3 separate regions of the Homo sapiens genome follow, and all the other regions are linked to region 2. Evidence: chromatin contacts called from ENCODE Hi-C or POLR2A ChIA-PET data. All regions are on one chromosome and are shown on one strand. Each heading gives the region's core, a stretch centred on a gene start or an enhancer-like site at or near the end of the contact. The rest is flanking DNA. Distances are from core to core; before and after follow the strand shown. Region 1 overlaps MSI2 (musashi RNA binding protein 2). Region 2 overlaps MSI2 (musashi RNA binding protein 2). Region 3 overlaps MSI2 (musashi RNA binding protein 2).

Region 1 (2,700 bases), core at 131-2,630, 65 kb after region 2:
TCCAGGGACCGGCCTCCTTGTGGCAGGGGGCAGGGCGAGCTCAGGGGCTGTGGCCCTGCCTGCTTTCCCTAAGGGCTCTTCTGGGGAGGAGCCCTGCAGATCAGATCCCCTTAGTGAAGGAGTAGTGACTGGGGGGTCCCAGAAGACAAAAAACCTAGCCATAGTAGGCAGGGGGAGGGGCAATGCCTTCTGACCCCTAATTGAAGGTGATGGGAAGGGAGGGGGCCAGTGTCCTAGAGACTGGGGACTTCCTTTGGGGCCAACCCCATCTGGGCTCGAATCCTAGCTCTGCTGCCAACTGGCCTCATGACCTTGAGCAAGCCCCTTAATGTTTCTGAGCTTTATTTTGCTCATCTGTAATATGGGGATGATACTAGTGGTAATAATAATAGCTGTTGTTATTGCGTTGCTGTGCGCTGTGTGAAACACTCAGCGTGGATCCTGGTACGTCGTAAACACTATGTGGTGGTGGCTGTTGTTATTTGTCCCGTCACACGGAGCTACCTTCTACCCTGCAGCAAGTTCTGCTTTCCTGAACCTTTTCCCTACTCACAGGGCACACTATCCATCATTGAGTTTTCCCAACAAGCCACTTTTCTTTTCTTTCTTTTTTTTTTTTTGGATGGAGCCTTGCTCTTGTCGCCCAGGCTGGAGTGCAATGGTGTCATCTCGGCTCACTGCAACCTCTGCCTCCCGGGTTCAAGTGATTCCCCTGCCTCAGCCTCCTGAGTAGCTGGGATTACAGGCGCCTGACACCATGTCTAGCTAATTTTTGTACTTTTAGTAGAGACGGGGTTTCACCATGTTGGCCAGGCTGGTCTTGAACTTCTGACCTCAGGTGATCTGCCCGCCTCAGCCTCCCAAAGTGGGATTGCTGGCGTGAGCCACCGCGCCTGGCCTTCCACTTTTCTTTAAATGTCCTTTGAAGCTAACAGGCGGATCACCTTCCCTCCCAGAAGCTCGGGGCTGCCTGCTTGGGGATTTGCCCATGTATTTTGTCTGTAATGCATAATATATATGCGTGTGTGAGTATGTGTGCATAGGTCCCCCCACACGGATGTATATATAACTCATTCCCCAAAGAGAGATTTATTTCAAGGCACAAATGCTTCTAGTTAGCTTCTGTGTGGATCTGATCCAGCCCAGAGCCTTTGCCATGAGTAGAATTCATTGACGGCAAAAAGAAATGAAAACAAACATTCCCTGACATGGGGCATTTCCGTCGGGGGGCCTCTGGGAATTCTCCTCCTCTATTAAAATATCTACCAAATTGGACAGAGAAACTTGGCAGCCACAGCCTGAGCTACTTAATTGTTTCTGTGGGGAGGGTATGGGCAGAAGCTATGCACTGGCCTCTCTTCCGGAACCTTCCTCTCACCACTGAAGTGCAGGAGGATGGGGCTCTTCGAGAACAGAGGATGTTTGGTTGCCCCTGGAATCCAGCTACTACCCACCTTGTCTGGACAGGTGCCGAGGGATGGTGAGGGGAGAGTGCCTGCTCCCTGACCCTCTGCAAGCAGCTCTTTGTAAAGTTTGCAGGGGAAGGTGGCCAGTGGCTGGGAACTCACATTCCTGAGATGGTCTGCAGCCTTCCGCTTAGCCCCAGCAGACTGAATATGAATGTGGTTTTGATCACAACCAGCTGATGGGAGCTGACCCAGACTTATTATGATTTTGCTGTTTTTTTCGGTTTTGTTTTTCCTTCTCCCTCCTCTTCTTTATGGGGAAGATGTTTCTTGAATGAATTTGCTTCAGGGGACAGAGTTCAGGACGGAGGCAGATGAGGGGATATAGGAACTCTCACGCGAAGTTGGGGGTATTTGCTGATCTGCAGCACCCAGGGCTTTTTCCTCCCTCTCTCCTCTTAAAAATGGGCCACCGGTACTGTTTCCTGGGGCCTCTAGATGTGCACTGGTATTCATAGCAGTTGGGTCTAGACGTGCTCATTTATTCAGCATCTCATTTAATCCTTCTGCAAGGTAGTTATAATAATTTTCATTGTACCCATCTGGAAGCTGAGTCCCGGTGAAGTCGAACATCCCCCACAAAATGACAGAGCTTGTAAGTGGCAGAGCTGTTCAACTCATGCAGACCAGGCTCCAAGCCAGGGCTCCTCCACCTCAGCACTACTGACGTTGGGGGCCAGATGATTCTTTGTCGTGGGCACTGTCCTGTGCATTGTAGGAAGTTGCGCAGCATCTCTGGCCTTTACTCACTACCTGCCAATAGCATCCCCCACCCCCAGTCATGACAATCAAAAATGTCTTCAGACATTGCCAAGGTCCCCTGGAAAGCAAAATTGCCCCTGGTTGAGAATCACTACCTGAAACCTAAGTCCTTTCTTCTGCCCAGTGCCTGCCCCATGCTGTTACTCTTTGTGGGAATATGACTTTGTGTACTGTTTTTTTGTTGTTTTTTTGTTTTTGTTTTTGTTTTTGTTTTTGTTTGGAGACAGTCTTGCTCTGTCTTCCAGGCTGAAGTGCAGTGGCACAATCTCAGCTCATTGCAACCTCCACCTCCTAAGTTCAAGTGATTCTTCTGCCTCAGCATCCTGAGTAGCTGGGATTACAGGCGTGCACCACCACCCCTGGCTAATTTTCTTGTATTTTTAGTAGAGATGGGGTTTTACCATGTTGGTCAGGCTCATCTCCAAATGCCTGACCTCAAGTGATCTGCCTGCCTCGGCATCCCAAAGTGCTG
Region 2 (2,700 bases), core at 123-2,622:
TGGGTGAGTGAGGCCCGAGGAAGCGCTGGGTGCCTGCGATCTCCCAGCTCCGGGGTTTTCTGTGCAGGTGCGAAGCTGCATTCATGGCCCCCACTCAGACACCCCTTTTGATACTGTATGTGTGAGGAGAGTCATACCTGGAATAAAAGTCTCATAAAGCCCTTTGAAATTTAAAAGGCATGAGATCTGTGAGAAGATAAATAAGCCTGAGAGTGGACTGTGATCCTCAGGTAGTGTTTTCTTGCTTTAAATGTGTGTCGTAGATAAACAGAGCTCTGTGCAGTGTGGTTCTCTCAGAGGAGGCTTGGAAAACAAAAGTCTTGTGTGTCCTTTGTGGACATCTGAGCTCCCGTGAGGCTTTGTCCTCTGAAGTGGTTCATGTAGGTGGGTTGCCCGGGGAGTGGTCAGCCTCCCGGGCCTCACCCTGTCCTCTGCTCCACCTTTTTCTGGAGAGCCTGGGTGTTGCCCTTCAGACCTTCTTCAACGACAATTGTAGGCTGGACCAGGAAGGACCATGCGCACGCTCTTCCCTGGCTGAAGGCTACTTTTGTGTTTAAATTTTCTTCCTCTAATAGCCCAGAACAAAGCCAACACTGTCCCCATGTTTTATTAATCTTCTGCCTGGTTTGTGTCAGCATCTCCCTCTGGAAGTGTGTCATAAGGGGAGGGGACTTTATTTGCCCCCTGACCCCTGGCCAAGCTGCTCAGTGGGAAACAGCACAGCGAGTAGACAGGAGAATCCTGCTTCCTCTGCCTCCTCCACCTTCTAGGCCAGGTGGCAGAGGCAAACAAACCTTACCCATGAGTAATATGATCCTGGGGCTTTGCAGGTAAACCCTCCTGCTAAACAACTTTGTGTTTTCCTGGTGAACTTTTCCTCCATAGACTGATTTCGGCTGAAGCCAGTAAGGTTGTCGAGTTCTAAAGATTGAGCACCCTAACGTTACTTCTCTTAAATTTTCGTATTTTTGCTTCAAAAAGGAGATTCTGAAATACTGGGTTTCTAGGAAAACTTCCCATTTCCCTCTTAGTATATAAAATATAGCCAGCTGTTGTTAGGCAAAGGCATCAGACATTATTATTGCTCGTTAACAGTGTTTTAAAATATACAAATAGAAAACTAGGATGCCTTCTGGGTAGCAAGCTGGGAAAACTTTGAGATTGTGCTAATCAAATGCCATGTGCATTTGCATAGTAGGTAGAGGAACAAGGCCGAATAGAAGAACAAGGCTCAAACTTCAGCTTTGCTGTTTGACCGCATTTCCTGGTATGATTTAGCTGTATTTACTTTTTCTGCTGCGGCAAGGAGAGGAGAGCCAGCGGTAGGGGAGCCCTTGGGCACAAAGGAGTTAATGAGCCCTGGGTGGGTAGGGGCGGGGGGGCGGTATGAAGTACTTCCACCAGCTCACCTTCCCAGAGTCCTCCTGGGCCCTCTGAAGACGTCACTTAACAATGGAGTTGTTAGTAGGAGAAAATAAAGCCTTTTTCTCCCTAGATGTAGTTCAGTGGGAACTGAAAGTGTACCAGAAATCATGGTTCAAGCTTGTGCCAGTGGGTGCAAGGGGTGGTTCTTATGGAGGAGAAAGCGCAGTTCATTTAGACTTGGCATTGAAATCGAACTCTGTTGTTCGGTGGAGTGAACATTGATATGGAGATTCCCACCCGCCCCCCACCTCCGTAGGATACCCCCTTACACAGGTCCTGTATGCTTTTCTTTTTCTTCCATTTTCTTTCTTTATTTTCTTCTTTTGTCCTCTTAGAAATAGTCTCTCTGTAGACCGGCCAGATTTGTCAAGTTACCACCCTCTAAATTTTTACAGCTCCGTATATTCAGACTTGGTATTTGTGAATTAGCTAAAAGTGGGCTGCCAATCTGTACTTTATTTACATTCGAAGCCATATTAGTGAGAGCCCCAGAAAAAAATGTTAATATGCAGGAAGAGGCAAAAGGGTTGAGTTTCTGACTGTTGCTAACCTCACCACTGCCTTTAAAACCAATCATGAGGCACACGGCTGATATTTAATAGCTTTTAGCTGATTATTTTTCTTCTCCTCCTCTTTCTTTTCTATCCAAGTTGACCTGGGTGTACTTGAGTGGAAATGAAGTCATCCAAATGCTGAATTAGAATAATCACAGGCCTCTAAGAATGAAATGGAAGCAGAGATTAAATGGCGGAGGGAAAGCCGGCATTAATAAGGACCAGGAAAACTTTGCATAAAATAAATAGGAGATGGAATAGATTGAATTTGTATATGCTGCTTCCATTTCTTCCTCCATTTTGTGTTGTCTTCCTAAGTCGAGTTACTGGCAAAGTGGGATTTGATTTGCCACAAGGACTCATACCTTCTGCAGCCTAGGTGATGGGCCTTTCTTCTTTGTGGGACGTTTGTGTGACCATTGATGTTTCCAGGAAGGAAGAATCTGATGGAGGGGCTGTTACCATGAAATGTTGATGATTACTTGGTACAAGTAGTGCGTGGGAGACAGATGAAAGAGTGTGGGGCACAGGCACAGTGGCTCACGCCTGTAATCCCAGCACTTTGGGGGGCCAAGGCGGGCGAATCATGAGGTCAGGAGTTCGAGACCAGCCTGGCCAACATGGTGAAACCCTGTCTCTACTAAAAATACAAAAAATTAACTGAGCGTGGTGGTGGGCACCTGTAATCCCAGCTACTCGGGAGGTTGAGGCAGGAGAATCT
Region 3 (2,700 bases), core at 61-2,560, 110 kb after region 2:
CCTGGAGATTTGAGTAACTATCACTACAATCAGGATATATAATAGAACTGTTCCATCACCCCAACAAACTCCTTGTGTTTCTCCTTAATAGTTACACCCTGGCCCCACTCCTAACTCCTGGCAACCACTGATCTGTTCCTCATCACAATAATGTTGTCGTTTTGAGAATGTCACAGAAATGGAGTCATACAGTATGTAATACAGCCTTGATACTGACTTTTTCACTTGGTATGATCCCTCTGGTCAGTTGTGCACCAGTTGTGTACCAGCTGTATTCCATTGTAGGAATGGAATGGAATGGTTTGTTTGTCCATTCCCCCTGTGTTTCCAAAAGATGGTTTATTTGCATGCGACCCATTGCATCACAGTACATCAAGCCGGGTACACTTACAAAGTTAAACCTCACTCATCCGTACTGATTTCACAACTTTGTAGTTATCAATACAAAGTCTGTTATCCCATTATGCAGTCCTCATCCAACAGATATTTGTTGAGCATCTGTGCATGCCGGGGCTGGAATGCATTCTGGTAATAGCATAGGGTAGTCATTTGCCACAGGCCAAATGCTTTCCTGCGTGTTGTATCAATAGTTTCTACTTTTCAATGCTGGGGTGAAGGTTAACAGTGATCACGTGTTCCTTTTACACACAAGGAAGCTGAGCTGCTTTGGAAAGCCATGCCCAAGATCATGCGTAAGTGGAAATGGAGTGGGATTTGAACCCAGGATGTGTGATGGCATGCCAAGTTTCTTTTATTCTGTAACTGTGGCTTCAACTGTACCCGCTGAATTGCTTACAGCCAGTTTGCTCCTCTAGAAAATGAGTGGACTGGACTCATATCCTTTTTATCCTCTCTGCCTTGAAGAGTTTATGATCCTCCCTGAACAAGAAGTAACTTTGCCCAGTGACTGCATCTCTCAGCCTGTTGCTGCACTTGAAGTTTGTTCTCAGCAGCATTTTCTTAGCCATTATTTGAAGACAGTTTCGGAATTCAAAAGTAGCAAATTAGAATTCCTCTAAAAACAGTCGGTAGTTCAGACCTTCCCTCATTTTGCTAATTTTTGACAGGGTCTTTGGGTCAGGACCAGGACTGGGAAACCCATGGGACTCTAGGGATGACTTTAGGGATAAGGGGATTGGGGAGATTGGCTGCCAGGCAGCCCAAAGGGGAAGGAGCAGGAACTTCCTTGGATGTCATCAAAGCCCCATGAAGAAACTCTGGGGCTGAGTGGTGCTGAGTGCGCTGATTCGGGTGCCTGATGCTATACAGTTCGCAGAATTCTGCCTTGTGCCAGAATTGCTGGGGATCAGAGGAGGCTGCTATTTCAGGCATCTAAGTGCTACTGCTGCTGAATTCAGGCCTGAGCAGCTTGTCCGAGAGGGCGGGGCAGAGATGCTCCTCCAAGCTTTTGAAGCTCCACGAAGGGTTCAAAGGAGTCTTGGAGAAGGGATTCCTGTACTGGGCGGGAAGTGGAAAGGTGACCTTTGGGTCACTTCTAACTCCTGAGTCTGTGATTCTGAGGCAAATGGAACTTCCTCTCTCCCTCGGTTACCAACATGCACTCCAAGATCTGGCTGAGTTCATTGGAATCAAAGGCTGGTACCTTCAAAGGGCTGGTGGAGAGAAAAGGGCCTGGGGCTTGGGAAACCTGCAGCTACTCCGTGACCTCTGGCTTATCCCCTTGCCCCTCCTCTGTTGTGGCCAAGAAAAGTGGTGGGGCTCTGGGACCCAACAGACCAGAGTCCACCTCCCATCAGAGTGGCAGAAAGAGATGGTGGGGGATGGGGAGGCACCGTAGTACAGGGGTGTCAGAGAGCCCAAAGGTCATTCTAAACACACATTTTTTCATCTGTGCTCTGCAACCAACTCTGCGTGTTTGTCAGACAAAAGAGCTTTAATAAATATTAGTTTAATGAATAAATGTGTCACCTTGGCAGAGCTCTCCCTCTCCCTCAGTCTTCTTTTTTCATCAGCCAGTCTTAAAGAGAGCAGGGTGGAAGATGTCTGAAGCCCTGTCCTGAAAGCTGATGCCCTCAGAAGTTCCCTGCACTGGGGCCCCTGGCCTTTCTGAAATGTAGGCAAGCCCTTCATCCCATTATCAAGCCATGTTATTTACCCTCCCTGTTTTCCAGACAGAAAGAAGGTGCAGATGGCCCATGGGATTAAAATTGGGATTGGAACCAAGATTTTCCAAGCCTACAAAACTCCTTTCTCCTCTCCCCCTCCCCTCCCCAGGCGTATGGCTGCAGCTACGCTTGTCACCATCCGAGACTGCATTGGCCACAGGAGATGTGGATGATTTTTCCATTTGTCCTGATGTTTATTTCATGCCCATCAATATCAGCCCGTATTAGGACAGATGAGGTGGCTATTTACAGGCTGTGCATTTTCACACTTGGTAATTATAAACCCTTCCCTGGTTCGGTCAGAGTCGTGGAGATCCATTTTGGCAATTAGCAGTTTAGTATTTGTTTAATGGGAATGTGAGAGAGTGTTCCGGCACATCAGTGCTCCCCTAAATGATTTGCCTCTCTCCTCTGGAGCTGGCAGGCTTGGGCCTTTTTCATGGTAGGTGAGGCCTGATGGGGAGAGGCTGGAGAGGGGGAGAAGGGAGCATTCAGCAGTTCAGCAGCCTGCCTGCCACTCCCCTCCCCCAGCACATGCACGCACGCACTCACAATCAGTGCTGAACACGGGCCT

What was found. A loop is a pair of places that touch in the nucleus more often than their neighbours do. ChIA-PET counts read pairs that join two places held with the same protein, here RNA polymerase II (POLR2A). Pooled maps may share reads with other maps.
Region 1: a loop to region 2 is called in a map of dorsolateral prefrontal cortex, with 2.0 times the contacts of the local background. The contact joins two enhancer-like sites. A Hi-C loop is called at or near these places in 2 of 168 maps with a recorded cell type or tissue (G401 and dorsolateral prefrontal cortex), 1 of 37 single-sample maps with no recorded cell type and 7 of 50 pooled maps.
Region 3: a loop to region 2 is called in a map of HepG2, with 11 times the contacts of the local background. The contact joins two enhancer-like sites. A Hi-C loop is called at or near these places in 1 of 168 maps with a recorded cell type or tissue (HepG2), 1 of 37 single-sample maps with no recorded cell type and 2 of 50 pooled maps. POLR2A ChIA-PET finds 5 or more read pairs at or near these places in 2 of 52 experiments (HepG2 and activated T-cell).

The regions. Positions count from the first base shown.
Region 1 is chr17:57,472,291-57,474,990 of GRCh38, forward strand. All of the region lies in intron 6 of MSI2 (musashi RNA binding protein 2), which reads left to right. Among named protein-coding and RNA genes, the nearest start is that of MSI2-AS1, 130 kb to the right of the region's middle. RefSeq lists an enhancer at 1-519. Within about 2 kb of position 1,381, at least 5 of the 41 ENCODE cell types and tissues checked have a DNase peak (open chromatin) inside an H3K27ac peak, as active enhancers do.
Region 2 is chr17:57,407,224-57,409,923 of GRCh38, forward strand. The region is part of intron 6 of MSI2 (musashi RNA binding protein 2); the gene reads left to right. Among named protein-coding and RNA genes, the nearest start is that of MSI2, 150 kb to the left of the region's middle. Within about 2 kb of position 1,373, at least 13 of the 41 ENCODE cell types and tissues checked have a DNase peak (open chromatin) inside an H3K27ac peak, as active enhancers do.
Region 3 is chr17:57,516,105-57,518,804 of GRCh38, forward strand. All of the region lies in intron 6 of MSI2 (musashi RNA binding protein 2), which reads left to right. Among named protein-coding and RNA genes, the nearest start is that of MSI2-AS1, 91 kb to the right of the region's middle. Within about 2 kb of position 1,311, at least 7 of the 41 ENCODE cell types and tissues checked have a DNase peak (open chromatin) inside an H3K27ac peak, as active enhancers do.